Linked DNA regions of Homo sapiens: region 1 is linked to region 2. Evidence: chromatin loops called from intact Hi-C (ENCODE). Cell type or tissue: mammary epithelial cell. All regions are shown on one strand. Region 1 overlaps ST6GALNAC5 (ST6 N-acetylgalactosaminide alpha-2,6-sialyltransferase 5). Region 2 overlaps ST6GALNAC5 (ST6 N-acetylgalactosaminide alpha-2,6-sialyltransferase 5).

Region 1 (8,000 bases), 70 kb after region 2:
AAGCAATCTCAGAGAACGATGAGGGATGGCTCTTGCCTGTTTCGCTTAAATTGGGGGAAAACAGGGATGGTGACTGAAAATATATTTCCAACAGGAAGAAGAAAGCAAAGCTGCAATACACTGTCTAGTGAAGAAAGTGGGCATGCCACACCCCATTGCAAAGAGTATCTCCTACATATGGAATTCCTTATTTCCAATCTGAAGAACTAATCCTAATTTTTTCTTCCTCTAACTATACTAAGGTAAAATACAACACAAGCCTAGTTTGTCAGCCAAGAGGCATGAGCAAAGTCTGCATGTGTGCAAGAGGGATGGCCTTGGCAACAGCTTGGAAGTGGGGCTGCAGGGTATTTCCCCAGTTCAGGTTTCTCACTTTGCTGGACACAAACCGAAATCTCTTCACCTTTAATTCCAAGGGAGATTTCATAATGATATTACTTTCAGATTTGGTGAAATTCTCAATGCCCCTTAGAAGTTCATTTCTACTCAGCAAGACTCTCATTTGTGTTTAGTGAGCTTTCCCTCTAATTACCATCAGCAGTTTTACCTACTTACATACTTACCTAAAGCCCTACTCAACCCTACCCTAGTTACTCTCAGCAAATGGGAAAATTGAAGACATGTGCATTCTCTGACTTATCCCCCACACCTGTGACGCATCTACTTCCTCATGTAGGCTAGTTTCCTCCCCTCTAGTCAGAGAAAGATGTATTCTATTCCATCTCAAGCTAATTCTTTGTGATGCCACTCGGCATATTCCCTCTCAACCCCCGGACCTCACTTTAACAATTACTCTTTTCCTTTCCCATATGATAACCTCTTCTGGTAACTTGTCAAGGCCAACAGACATAAACATCTCTTGCATCATTTAAGGAAAACTCTTTCCTTAGTTCAATGTCTCCCTTTAGTTATTACCTAAGTGAATATTTCACCGCTACTTCTTTATTCCTAACTTAGTGATTCACTGAAATCCAACTTCCACTCCACCTTGCTGAAGTCAATAGTCACTTCCTAATTCCTAAATCCAATTAACTCAGGTCTCATTTTTGCTTCTCCTTTTTCGTATTCTCTTCATCTTGAAACTCTTTCCATCTCTGACATCACTCTCCTAAATCTTCCTTACCTTCCTGGTTTGTTTTTTCTTTTGCTGATTCTTTTTCTGCATGATCCTTAAATGTTGTTACTTCAGGGACTCTGTCCTTAGCCTTCTTTAATGTCTACAGATGATCAGGTGATTTAATCCATTTCAGTATTCCAACTACCACCTGGAAGATGCTAATAACTTGAAAAAATTGTCTTCAGTTCATATCTGTCTTCAGAAACCCAAATATATGTGTCTCATACATTCCTAACAACATAGTTATATCAGATCAACATATGAATAACTGAATCATTGTCTGCCAACCTAAAGTCTTTGGTGTATATACTGTTTTAAATGCTGTGAAATATTATAAATATAGTGACTGATTCTACTGCTAAGTATCATATACTTAAATCCCTCTGATGCTAGTAAAAAGAAGAAAAGGAAAAATCACCCAATAATTTCAATGCATATGTCTTGCTTTTGCCATAAAATATGCTTGGAGGTTAAATTTGGGAAAGTAAAAATGCCAGTGTATTAGTTATTTATTGATGAATAACAATAATACCACAAACTAGCAGCTTAAAAGAACACATATGTATTGTGGGCCAGGAGTTTGGCACTACTATACCTAGTCCTCTGATAGGGTCTTACAAGGCTGAAATGAAGGTGTTGGCAGGGTGTGGTCTCATCAGAGGTTTGACTGGGGAAGGATTCACTTATAAGCTTAATCCAGTTGTTGGGAGAACTTAATTCTTGGCAGTGTTTTGTTGGCTGTTGGCAGAGGCCACATTCAGTCACTAGAAGCTGCCAGAAGTCTCTTGCTATGCAGGTCCCCCAACAGGGCTGCATACTTTCTGAAAGCCATCAAGCAAAGGAGAAACTCCAGAAGGATGGGTGCTGACATCTTATTTTCATGTTACTGCATATGTGTCATCATGAATATTCCATCCCCTTTGCCATATTGTACTGGTTATGCAAGTTACAGGTCCTGCCTACTTGCAAGAGGAATGTCCCACGCAAGGGTGTGAACACCAGGAGACAAGAATTGGAGGCCACTTTAAGAGTGTCTCTGCCACAACCAATATATCTTCCCTTTATATATAGGCTTCATAAATATTTTAAATTTTGATTGACTTCAAAGTGTCTCTTCTCTAGTTAATGAATACATGAATACATGGAGGTGTCTGGATGGCTGCTGACAATGCTCTTCAATGGATCCAAAGAATCCACTCTGTAACATAGAAGCTTGAGTTTTCATATGTTAGATTTATTTCAAGGTACCTACATAAAGTAACAGGAAACTGCCATAATGCGAAGAAAAAAATTCCTGACTTGCCATCCATTTCAGAATCATTCTCCCAAAAAGCCTACTAGAGAGTAATGAAATTAATATATTTGAGTTTTGCTCCTTTCCTTCCACCTGTTCTGGAGAGAGGAAGAAAGTGAGGAGAAGGAAATTAAACTAATAAACCATCAAAAATGTTCACCATGTCAGTCTACAATTGCTACTATTGCTCCTAGAAAAATACAGGTTATTCACGAAACTGCTACTTAAAAACTGCATTACTTCTTTGATAATTCTACCTACTGAGTGAAGGTGCACATGACCAGTGGGTTTATTTACTTATTCAACAAACATTTGAAGAGTATGCACTCTATGCCAGATACTGTTCTAAATGATTTAGACATATAAACTATCCTCATAACAATATTTTGAGTTAGGTACTATCACTATCTTGATTTTACAAGATGATAAGACAAAGAATGAAAGACAGATTTAGTAAATTGCCAAAGACCACAAAACGAGTAGGGGGAAGGATCAGGATTTGAAGTGAAGCAATGTGCCTCCAGTCTATGCTGTGCCTCACTCTATACTTGGACTTTCAAATAGCAAAATAATGCAAGCCACAAACACAAGCTACATCTATTTTTCAAATTTTATCTTGTAATCCCACAAAAATATGAAAACAACCAAGTGTAATTAATTTTTCAATTTTTATTTTTTTGTAGAGATGAGGTATCATTATGTTGCCTAGGCTGATCTTGAACTCCTGGGTTCAAGTGATTCTTCCACCTTGACCTCCCAAAGGGCTGGGATTACAGGCATGAGCCCCTACTCCTGGCCCCAGTTTTAATAATATCTTATTAAATTCAAACTACAAAAATATTATTTCTACATATAATCAATCTAAAAATTATTGAGATGATGAACAGGTTTTAATATATAAATCTTCAAGACCTGTTATGTATTTTACAGTGACAGCACCTCTCAATTCAGACCTAGCACACTGCAGTGTTAACAGCCACATGTGGCTAGCAGCTATCGTAATGCACAGGATAGCTCTATACCATGCATCTCTGCTACACTATGATCCAAGTAGCAAAGCTCCAGATGCAGTTTTTTTCTTCTTCTTAGAGATGGGGTCTCACTTTATTGCCCAGGCTGCAGTGCAGAGGCATGATCATAGCTCACTGCAGCCTCAAACTCCTCAGTTCAAGGAATCCTCCTGTCTCAGCCTCCCAAGTAGATGGGACTACGGGCATGCAACACAATGCCCTTCTATTTTTTAATGTTTTATAGTAACAGGTCTCACGGTCTCGGCCAGGTTGGTCTCCAACTTCTAGGCTCAAGCCATCCTCCTGCCTCGGCCTCTCAAAATGCTGGGACCAGAGGTGTGAGTCCCTGCACCTGGACATCTAGAGGCAGTATTTTAGTTTACTTTTTTTTAATATGAGGGGAGATTTGATTTGTTTTCCCAACCTGAAACTTGAAAGGATGTGAATTGGAGAAACAAGACTAATGAATTATTTCATGAGATTGTAACTCACTGAAGCCAGGGATTATTTCTATCATCTCACCACTATGTTCTCTGTGCCAAAACAGCAAGTATTCAACAAATATTTTTGAAAGAAAGTAAGGCTTGAAGGAAGCTGGCCTCCGTATTTTAACAATCAATTCCATGTATTAATGGCTCAATATGCTAAGATGGTGACATTGGGCTCACTTAATTGAATCCATTAAATGTTACCTTGTGCTGGACTCTATGGTAAGCAGCAAGCCCTGGAGGAAATGCAGATGACAGGCCCGGATCTTGTCCTTAAAGTGCACATAAGGGAGACAGACACTTTAACTTTGCAGTGTAGGTGTGGAACAGAACCTAAACAGCCTTGGAAGTGATTAATCAGCTTCAGGCAGAGGGGTGGGGATAGTAGGGTGAGGGTGGCAAGAAGCCACATTCTAAAGAGCAAAGGTGACAGATGATGAGGCTAGGCAGGAGTAGACATGCCCATTTGCAAAATAAGGCACCCTTCTCACTTATTGTAGCTGTCCAAATACGTACCCAACTCATTTTTTGGGATGGACTCACTCATCTGATGTAAATGAAATGGCATGGAAACTAAAATCAGAATCCTTAATGTTTCCAAACAACTCTGAAACCTAAGTAAGGCAATGGAGCCAATGTGCTACCTTTATTGCTATGAAATTGGGAAAAGAACCCCTACTGAATTACGTATATTAAGGACTTGTGACACAGCTGATATGGCACAAATAATCACAAGTGTTTCCTTTTATTAAAAGCCACACTTCCAAAAGCACAATTTTGGTGCAGCACACCGTAATGAATATGGCTATAATACATCACATTGCATTAAAAATCAATGAAGGATGAAAATACAAGTGCAGTATTCAAAACAATTCAGATTAGGATAAAGCTGTCGACCTTTATGTTCTATTCCCTGGTCTTAGAAGAGAAAAGAGAGAGAAACAATAGAGGTGGTAGTAAAATGTGAAACTATATTTCACCCTGACTGGCACTGGAAGTCCCACAATGCAAACTGTTGAGTAACAGCAAAGTAACATGAAGTCTATCTGGGGGTTCCCTCCCAACCATGTACTCCCAGATTGTCCCCATCAAGCTCCATTTTCCTCCAATAAATCACACATTGAGAAGATCACCACTTTCCATTTTGAACCTGAAATTAGGCCCTACAACATGTGGTTACTCTTCTGGAAAGCAGCATTAATAATGGCATGCACAATTATATCAGAATAAAAAATAAATGACTTTAACAGATTTGTGAACAACCTTATGGATAAACTCATCAATCAAATTTAAATGCTTGAATAATGCAATAATGCCACTTATTAGACAAGCCTAAAGAGAATAGATACATTTTATTGTTGCCAAGAGTAACAAAATGCAATAGAGGTCACTGGGGACCCTACAAATAAGGAAAAAAAGAAAAGACCTCATGTCCCATTAAAACAAAAGGGACAAGCACAAAGAAAAAACCCAGAGGCTTAATTAAAATTATAAGTCTACTAAAACACACAAATTGAATGTGCTATAGTTCTCTGCCACTCAGAAGAAAGAATTATTTATTTTCCCCAGGGGCTACTTTTTCTTAACATGCCTCTCTTCATTTTTTTCAAGATATCACTATCAGGCCTTTGCTAACTCTTTGTCCCTTTCCCAATAGTGATAAAGGAAACAGTTTCACTTTGCTTTTTCTCTTCTTACTAGAGTTTTGAATTACAGCTACTTCTCTCTTCCTCTGTATCTTTCTCTCTCTTCATCGCCTCACTATCCTCCAATACAGCACTATTAGTGTTGAGAAATATCAATATAGCCAATGTTGAGGAAATAATGGTACATTCCTAAAATATATTTTATATATTCATGAAAATATTTTTTAGAACTCTGAATAACAAGGAAAAACAAAAGCAATACAATATTAAAAATGCAAAAGCCAAATATGAAATTATGTACTAGGTGTTATTTGAAGGTGTTAAAATATATACATAATTTAAAAACTTGTATACAGTAAAAGGACATCATAAATCAAAAGACAAATAACAAATTGGGAAAATATTTGCAATACCTGACAGACATGAAGTGTATATTTATAATATAAAGTAAACCTTTACAAAGCAATTTTAAATAAGATGAAAATCACAATTTAAAAATGAGCAGTTCACAAAAGAAATAAAATGGTAAATGAATATCTGAAAAGATGTTTGATTGTACTATTAATGAAAAATTACCAGTAAAAATGGCCCATCATCTTTACCTAACAAATGAGGTTAATATTTCATTTTTCTCCTAGAAAATTAGAGAAATATTAGTAATACTGATAAAGGTATGGAGAATCCATCTTTTCCTGTATTGCTAGTGACAGCATACGTCCTCACAACCTTTCTTTTGGCAGTCCTGAAATACTTATCAAAATTGAACCACTAATTCCTCTTCTAGAAATTTATATCAAGGAGCTATTAGGTTAAGCACAAGAATGCATGTACAAGGAGCTTCACTGAAGCATTATTTCAGAGAAGAGAAACCTAGAAACAACCTACATACTCATAAATGAAGGATTAGCTGCGTACATTCTAGAACATCTATCTGTCCATTTAAAGAAATTCTCTGCAACAATTAAAATACTTTTTTTAATATTTCTTGATAATAGAAAGATCTCTCTGAAATTCAACTGAATAAAAGAGCCAGATGCAAGGCATGATATAGAGAGTGACCCCTACATAAATTACAGAGATACCTGTGTGTGTAGGTATGAATAAAGAGATGACCAAGTGGTCACCAATAGATTAGCAATGGTTGCCGCTGGGTGATAGTTGAGTTTTCTAAATAAGCATGCTATTTTAACTTTTGCAAAAGATTTATATGCAAAGATAAAAGTGATTCACACTTGATAGTGGAATTATAAGTGACTTCTCTTTTAGAGCATTCATTACTTTTTAAAATTTGCTTTGTACTTTATAAATTTTGTATTACTTTGCTTTATTTCATAACAAGAAAAATAAAACTACAAGGAAGAGAAGAGCCATGGAATTGCTGGTGCCTACTTCTTCTGATCCTGCGAGGCAGATCCATTTGCTCAGTTTTCCCACAAGTGTTTCAGCTGGAGTGGGAGGCACGGAGCTGTCAGAGTTCTGCGAACTTGGCCAGGTTTCTGTAACCAGAGAGCCCATCAAATCTGCATGTGGTACCTAAAGAGCTGCATGTGGGTTGAAAGTCCTGGTTTCAGTGTTGCTGGCTTATGGATCAAAATGTCCTTCTAGGTCCTAGCCATCTCTTCTAGAGAGTTTTATCACTAGTTACCTTTTAAAATATTGCCTCTCTAATGTTGAGAAATGCAAAACAGAGTCTTTGAAAAGGAAATTTGTATTTCCTACAGTTCAAGAGATGGAAGAAATGTTTATATTTACTAATGAAACACCTGAAAAAATTAGAATCTCGGTTTTTATTTGTATATATATATATTTAAAACATTATCATCCATTATGGAATGTATCCTGTAGGACACACATATCTTCTTATCGCTTCTCTTCACGAAGTATCAAATATTTGCCTTGGATGGCTGCACCTAATGATGGAGGCTTTGAAACTCCTGAAGGCATTTCCATGAGAGCCTCTGTCATTTGAAATTTTAAAGCAAAGAACTCACTCTTTTTAATCTGAACTAATTTCAGTGCAGTGATGACTAAAGGAAGGAAAATGGACTCAGCTCTGGTCCTCTCAGCCCTATCATCTTCAAGATTGAGTGACTCTGATGGTAATAATAAACTATGTCTTTGGCTTTGAATTGACAAGTTCAAATAGATTGCTTTAAGAAAACCAGGTGATACAGTTTGGATATTTGTGCCCTCCAAATCTCATGTTGAAATGTGACCTCCAGTACTGGAGGTGAGGCCTGCTGGGAGGCATTGGATCGTGGGGGCAGATCCCTCATGAGTGGCTTAACACCATCCTCTTGGTGATGAGTGAATTCTTGCTGTTAGTTCATGAGACTGATCTGGTTGTTTAAAAGAGTGTAGGTAGCACCTTCCCCCTCCCTCACTCTTGCTTCTGCTCTTGCCGTGTGATGCCCTGGCTCCCCCTTCACCTTCCATCATGATTGT
Region 2 (8,000 bases):
TGGTAAAGGGATCAATTCAACAAGAAGAGCTAACTATCCTAAATATATATGCACCCAATACAGGAGCACCAAGATTCATAAAGCAAGTCCTGAGTGACCTACAAAGAGACTTAGACTCCCACACATTAATAATGGGAGACTTTAACACCCCACTGTCAACATTAGACAGATCAACGAGACAGAAAGTCAACAAGGATACCCAGGAATTGAACTCAGCTCTGCACCAAGCGGACCTAATAGACATCTACAGAACTCTCCACCCCAAATCAACAGAATATACATTTTTTTCAGCACCACACCACACCTATTCCAAAATTGACCACATACTGGGAAGTAAAGCTCTCCTCAGCAAATGTAAAAGAACAGAAATTATAACAAACTATCTCTCAGACCACAGTGCAATCAAACTAGAACTCAGGATTAAGAATCTCACTCAAAACCACTCAACTACGTGGAAACTGAACAACCTGCTCCTGAATGACTACTGGGTACATAACGAAATGAAGGCAGAAATAAAGATGTTCTTTGAAACCAATGAGAACAAAGACACAACATACCAGAATCTCTGGGACGCATTCAAAGCAGTGTGTAGAGGGAAATTTGTAGCACTAAATGCCCACAAGAGAAAGCAGGAAAGATCCAAAATTGACACCCTAACATCACAATTAAAAGAACTAGAAAAGCAAGAGCAAACACATTCAAAAGCTAGCAGAAGGCAAGAAATAACTAAAATCAGAGCAGAACTGAAGGAAATAGAGACACAAAAAACCGTTCAAAAAATTAATGAATCCAGGAGCTGGTTTTTTGAAAGGAGCAACAAAATTTACAGACCGCTATCAAGACTAATAAAGAAAAAAAGAGAGAAGAATCAAATAGACACAATAAAAAATGATAAAGGGGATACCACCACTGATCCCACAGAAATACAAACTACCATCAGAGAATACTACAAACACCTCTATGCAAATAAACTAGAAAATCTAGAAGAAATGGATAAATTCCTCGACACATACACTCTCCCAAGACTAAACCAGGAAGAAATTGAATCTCTGAATAGACCAATAACAGGAACTGAAATTGTGACAATAATCAATAGTTTACCAACCAAAAAGAGTCCAGGACCAGATGGATTCACAGCCGAATTCTACCAGAGGTACAAGGAGGAACTGGTACCATTCCTTCTGAAACTATTCCAATCAATAGAAAAAGAGGGAATCCTTCCTAACTCATTTTATGAGGCCAGCATCATCCTGATAGCAAAGCCGGGCAGAGACACAACCAAAAAAGAGAATTTTAGACCAATATCCTTGATGAACATTGATGCAAAAATCCTCAATAAAATACTGGCAAAACGAATCCAGCAGCACATCAAAAAGCTTATCCACCATGATCAAGTGGGCTTCATTCCTGGAATGCAAGGCTGGTTCAATATACGCAAATAAATAAATGTAATCCAGCATATAAACAGAGCCAAAGACAAAAACCACATGATTATCTCAATAGATGCAGAAAAAGCCTTTGACAAAATTCAACAACCCTTCATGCTAAAAACTCTCAATAAATTAGGTATTGATGGGAGGTATTTCAAAATAAGAGCTATCTACGACAAACTCACAGCCAATATCATACTGAATGGGCAAAAACTGGAAGCATTCCCTTCGAAAACTGGCACAAGACAGGGATGCCCTCTCTCACCACTCCTATTCAACATAGTGTTGGAAGTTCTGGCCAGGGCAATTAGGCAGGAGAAGGAAATAAAGGGTATTCAATTAGGAAAAGAGGAAGTCAAATTGTCCCTGTTTGCAGACGACATGATTGTATATCTAGAAAACCCCATTGTCTCAGCCCAAAATCTCCTTAAGCTGATAAGCAACTTCAGCAAAGTCTCAGGATACAAAATCAATGTACAAAAATCACAAGCATTCTTATACACCAACAACAGACAAACAGAGAGCAAAATCATGAGTGAACTCCCATTCACAATTGCTTCAAAGAGAATAAAATACCTAGGAATCCAACTTACAAGGGATGTGAAGGACCTCTTCAAGGAGAACTACAAACCACTGCTCAAGGAAATAAAAGAGGATACAAACAAATGGAAGAACATTCCATGCTCATGGGTAGGAAGAATCAATATCGTGAACATGACCATACTGGCCAAGGTAACGTACAGATTCAATGCCATCCCCATCAAGCTACCAATGACTTTCTTCACAGAATTGGAAAAAACTACTTTAAAGTTCATATGGAACCAAAAAAGAGCCCGCATCGCCAAGGCAATCCTAAGCCAAAAGAACAAAGCTGGAGGCATCACGCTACCTGACTTCAAACTATATTACAAGGCTACAGTAACCAAAACAGCATGGTACTGGTACCAAAACAGAGATATAGATCAATGGAACAAAACGGAGCCCTCAGAAATAACGCCGCATATCTACAACTATCTGATCTTTGACAAACCTGAGAAAAACAAGCAATGGGGAAAGGATTCCCTATTTAATAAATGGTGCTGGGAAAACTGGCTAGCCATATGTACAAAGCTGAAACTGGATCCCTTCCTTACACCTTATACAAAAATCAATTCAAGATGGATTAAGGACTTAAACGTTAGACCTAAAACCATAAAAACCCTAGAAGAAAACCTAGGCATTACCATTCAGGACATAGGCATGGGCAAGGACTTCATGTCCAAAACACCAAAAGCAATGGCAACAAAAGACAAAATTGACAAATGGGATCTAATTAAACTAAAGAGCTTCTGCACAGCAAAAGAAACTACCATCAGAGTGAACAGGCAACCTACAAAATGGGAGAAAATTTTCGCAACCTACTCATCTGACAAAGGGCTAATATCCAGAATCTACAATGAACTCAAACAAATTTACAAGAAAAAAATAAACAACCCCATCGAAAAGTGGGCAAAGGACATGAACAGACACTTCTCAAAAGAAGACATTTATGCAGCCAAAAAACACATGAAAAAATGCTCATCATCACTGGCCATCAGAGAAATGCAAATCAAAACCACAGTGAGATACCATCTCACACCAGTTAGAATGGCAATCATTAAAAAGTCAGGAAACAACAGGTGCTGGAGAGGATGTGGAGAAATAGGAACACTTTTACACTGTTGGTGGGACTGTAAACTAGTTCAACCATTGTGGAAGTCAGTGTGGCGATTCCTCAGGGATCTAGAACTAGAAATACCATTTGACCCAGCCATCCCATTACTGGGTATATACCCAAAGGACTATAAATCATGCTGCTATAAAGACACATGCACACGTATGTTTATTGCGGCATTATTCACAATAGCAAAGACTTGGAACCAACCCAAATGTCCAACAATGATAGACTGGATTAAGTAAATGTGGCACATATATAGCATGGAATACTATGCAGCCATAAAAAGTGATGAGTTCATGTCCTTTGTAGGGACATGGATGAAATTGGAAATCATCATTCTCAGTAAACTATCGCAAGAACAAAAAACCAAACACTGCATATTCTCACTCATAGGTGGGAATTGAACAATGAGATCACATGGACACAGGAAGGGGAATATCACACTCTGGGGACTGTGGTGGGGTGGGGGCAGGGGGGAGGGATAGCATTGGGAGATATACCTAATGCTAGATGATGAGTTAGTGGGTGCAGCGCACCAGCATGGCACATGTATACATATGTAACTAACCTGCACAATGTGCACATGTACCCTAAAACTTAAAGTATAATAATTGAAAAAAAAAAAACAAACCCAAACCTGCACATTTCTGGACCAGAACCTAGATCAACCAAGTCACCATTTCCACAGCAGGAGCAAGTTTGTACCAAACCATCCCATCTCCCAAATTGTTTTAGCACATAATTAAAAGGCAGGTACATATTAGATCAGAATTAAAGTAAGTCTCTTGCCTCTTGATGAACCAGGGAAATATCTGGAAAAGTTACAAGATATTGGCCATTTAAAGGATTAAATTCAGTACCTAAATCCCTTTTTTAATTACAGAAAAGGGCCAGATTTCAGATAAAACACAACACGCTACAAGGGAAATCCCTTACTGTCCCCTATTCCAAAGCTGGGAAAGCTGCCTGTCTTCCATTTGTTTAGGTATCTAGGGAAAATATCACATTGAATCCAAAAGGTAATTTTAACCTTTTTATTTTCCTACAGTATTGGAACAAGAATAAATTGAATCTCTCTGTCTGAAAAGAGCCAGCTGTGTAAGTTTACTCCCTTTCATAGTCACCAGATCTTAGTAATAATGAAAAAATGTTGCATGGAAATGATTCTAAAATAATTTCTATTCCAGGTATGAAAACACTGCCTGTCTTCTATAACAGGCTGGCTGTTATTTACGGAAGATGGAACTTTCAAGTAGTATCCTCAGGTAGGTAATTCAAACGGCAGAAACTATTCCACATTCTGCGGTCTATAATTACAAAAGAGAGTTTCATCTTCAAACATTTCACACATATTAGTCATGGAACTTTTAATGCCTCTGGATTTTTGATGGATTACTCAATGATGGTTCAGGTTTTGCAGAAGTCTCTGGGGAATTTTAAAACTCTGAACTTAAAAAAATGTAAGTTCTAATAATGAGAAAATACCAATATGTGAGTGGCATGTAAAGGAAACTAGGCTTTCTTTTCCTGCAAATAATGCTTTACATTCTGCTTCTCAGTGACCATAATTAATCTCTTTTCCAGTCAACACAGATTTTCATTGGTTATGAAATAAGAATACATTTTGTTTGAATATACAATATAATTGTCATAAACATTTTTTCCCTTTAAAATGTCATTTATGGAGTCTTTCTTTTTTTTAATTTCACTTTTTTAGAGACAAAGTCTCACCCTGTCACCCAGGCTACAGTGCAGTGGCACAATCATAGCTCACTGTAACCTCAAACTTCTGGGCTCAAGCGATCCTCCTGCCTTAGCCTCCTGAATAGCTAGACCTCAGGAGCATGCCATCATGTCTGGCTAATTTTTTATTTTCATTTTTTGGGTATGTTTTCAGCAGTGATCCACTACTCCTGGTACCAATTTACTGTATTAGTCTGTTTTCATGCTGCTATGAAGAAATACCCAAGACTGGGTAATTTATAAAGAAAAGAGGTTTAATTGACTCGTAGTTCCGCATAGCTGTGAAGGCCTCAGGAAACTGACAATCATGGCAGAAAGCACCTCTTCGCAGGGCAGCAGGAGGGAGGATGAGTGCTGAGAAAAGGGGGAAGCCCCTTATAAAACCATCAGATCTCATGAGAAGTCACTATCATGAGAACAGCATAGAGGAAACTGCCACCATGATTCAATTATCTCCACCTGGTCTCGCTCTTAACACATGGGAATTATTACAATTTGAGGTGAGATTTGGGTGGGAACACAGAGCCAAACCATATCAGATGGGGTCTCGCTATGTTGCTCAGGTTGGTCTTGAACTCCTGGCCTCAAGTGATCCTCTGGCCTTGGCCTCTCAAAGCATTGAGATTACAGGTGTGAGCCACCATGCTCAGTATACAGTGTTTTTATGCTAGCTTCAATCTAGAACTATTAAAGTTTCAAATATAACCTGAACTATAGACATTAAGTTTTATTTCTTTAGTATAACATGGAAAGAAAACATTGGATCTTGACATGATACCCACAATAGCATTCAAAGAGTAGTAATTTGGTTGCCTGGATCTTACTTATGAGGGCTCGTCTATTAAAAGTTCTAGAAAAGTTTCAATCCATATGGCAGGATCTTCCATAATACAGCACTGCTTTGTTGGAAACTTTCTACAGAAGTTTTTCAGGTCATTTTGATTCAAAACTAGGCTCATTCATTGTTGCCATACTCCATGTTTCAAGCAAAACATTCCTTCTCAATCCCTCACAACCTTATTGAGTTCCTTCATCCTTCTGAACCATTGTTCCTAACAGTCTTCTCTTTAAATATTCATTCTACCCTGTCTTGTAACTACGAAACTGTACAAACTCTGTGTACCGCCTACATGTGAAAACTAATCCTCTATCACTCAGTTTTACTTCCCAAGTTTCTACTCAACAGGTTTATTTTTCTCTTTTTGTTTCAAAATCATCTACTATGAAAAAAGCACACAAAGAATGCATTTGTTTTGTAATCTGCACTTGGTGAGACCTCACCTTTCCTCGCTTTGCTTTACCCAGCATATTGAAACAGTAAGTGTGACAGCCAATCAACCATTTACTTTTCTCCAGGGGTTCATGTGATGTTCCTGAAACTGACCCTTCTGAGAACTCTTCTTGTTAAAATATAACACATCCTGGTACAAATCCTGGAAGATTACTCTCATGCATTAAAGTGCCATTTTCTTCCCCTTTCATCTCTGAGGATCTCACCTGCTTGAATGTTGTAATATGATTCCCACCTCACACCTTTGCAGGTTATTTTCTCACTTGGAATTCTATGGGGACACTAACACTGGAATAAGGGAAAAGATAAAATATATTCAGTGCCTGTATTTTCCAGAGCGACTCCCTGACAATGCCAGCCTCCTTCCAACTGTACATACTGAAAGGAGTTCCACAGCTGTTTCTAAAATTTAAGCCTCCTGGCCTCAGCTCTGCAAATATGCACTCCTTAACACTTGTGCAGAATGGTTACAATCTTGTTTCGAACTTGAGCTAATAGTTGTTAACGTTTGTGCAAACCAGCAAGCCTTGCTTTTCCTTCCATTTAACCTGCAGATTATTGCAACTGCAAGCAGGATAGGATTTCATCCACAAACATATTCAACAGTATATTAGAAATGTACATGTTTAACACTATGCTGCATTAGATTGTGAGTTGTTTTGATGGCAAGAAATACATACATCTCATTCTTGTTTGCGTCCTGGAAGTTTTTTGCATGTCTGGCGCATAGTAGGCACTTAATACATCTCTGTTGTGAGGGACAAGATGTGATCACTGCCTTACACGGGCACAGAGTCACAAACTCTGATACACAAGAGTCCCCATAAATGTAGGAGAGGTCACTGGGGATGGGGAACTCCAACTGGTCTGGCTAAGGGTTAGAAGACAGGGGTTCAAGACCTAGTTCTGTCATAAGTTAGCTGTGCAACTTTGCACAAGTTGGTTAGCCTCTCCAAGTCTCAGTTTCTTCTTCTACAGACTGGTATGGGGGACAATCATGCTTGTCACCTTTATAATGAGGCCATGTTTGTGAAAGTTCTTTGTAAATTATAAAGGTGTCTATAACACTGCAACATGATTGAGCCACAGTTACTAAGAGAACTTCCAAAGGTAGTAATGTCTAATGGTCTCTCTCCTTTAGCCATTCATTTGATAAAAATGTTTTCATCTCCTCTTCGGCTCCATGCTAGTCGTGGGAATGAAATGGTGAGCCAAAAGATACATAGTCCCTTTCTTCATAAACCCCACAGTCTCACAGAAGACACAGATATACACTGAACAAATACACAAATAAATGTCAGGTAGGAATGTTGGTAATAACTACATTACCCAAAACGGAGGTTCTAAGTGTGTGCTGATGGTTTTAAATAAATATTAATAATACAAATATTATATTATTATGTCATATTAATAATATAAATACATAGAAATGTTACACATATATAACACACAAATAATTCACATTATTTTTTTTCATTAAAATTTAACTCTAGGAGAGAGACAGAAAGCTGAGAAAAGGAGAGAGAGAGAGGAAGGAGAGACTGATTTTAAAAGTACCTGTAACTTGTCCGTCAATAAGATAGTCTGAGGAGAGTCTATGACTCTGCTCTTCCCTCACGCACTGCCTGGCAGACTTCCTGCCTTTCAATGCCATTCTGAAGGTGATTCCTAATATTTAAAGAGACACGGTCTCATTCTGTCACCCAGACTGGAGTGCAGTGTCATGATCATAGCTCACTGCAGCCTCAAACTCCTGGGCTCAAATGATCCTTCTGCCCCAGCCTCCCAAGTATCTGGGACTACAGGCATGTGCCACTGTGTCCAGCTAATTCTTAAAGTT

The links. A loop is a pair of places that touch in the nucleus more often than their neighbours do. Peaks named below come from ENCODE experiments on the same cell type or tissue, not always from the same donor. Only the 100,000 strongest peaks of a DNase experiment are listed, where the experiment ranks them.
Region 1: a loop joins it to region 2, with 4 times the contacts of the local background. A loop is called at or near these places in 1 of 110 quality-filtered maps.

What each region holds. Positions count from the first base shown.
Region 1 is chr1:76,925,038-76,933,037 of GRCh38, reverse strand. The region is part of intron 2 of ST6GALNAC5 (ST6 N-acetylgalactosaminide alpha-2,6-sialyltransferase 5); the gene reads right to left. Among named protein-coding and RNA genes, the nearest start is that of ST6GALNAC5, 62 kb to the right of the region's middle. In mammary epithelial cell, no CTCF peak of the experiment used is centred here; a DNase peak (open chromatin) is centred at 4,327.
Region 2 is chr1:76,995,238-77,003,237 of GRCh38, reverse strand. The region is part of intron 2 of ST6GALNAC5 (ST6 N-acetylgalactosaminide alpha-2,6-sialyltransferase 5); the gene reads right to left. Among named protein-coding and RNA genes, the nearest start is that of MIR7156, 61 kb to the left of the region's middle. RefSeq lists an enhancer at 3,871-5,070. In mammary epithelial cell, no CTCF peak of the experiment used is centred here; a DNase peak (open chromatin) is centred at 4,407; H3K4me3 peaks cover 814 bases; H3K27ac peaks cover 3,927 bases.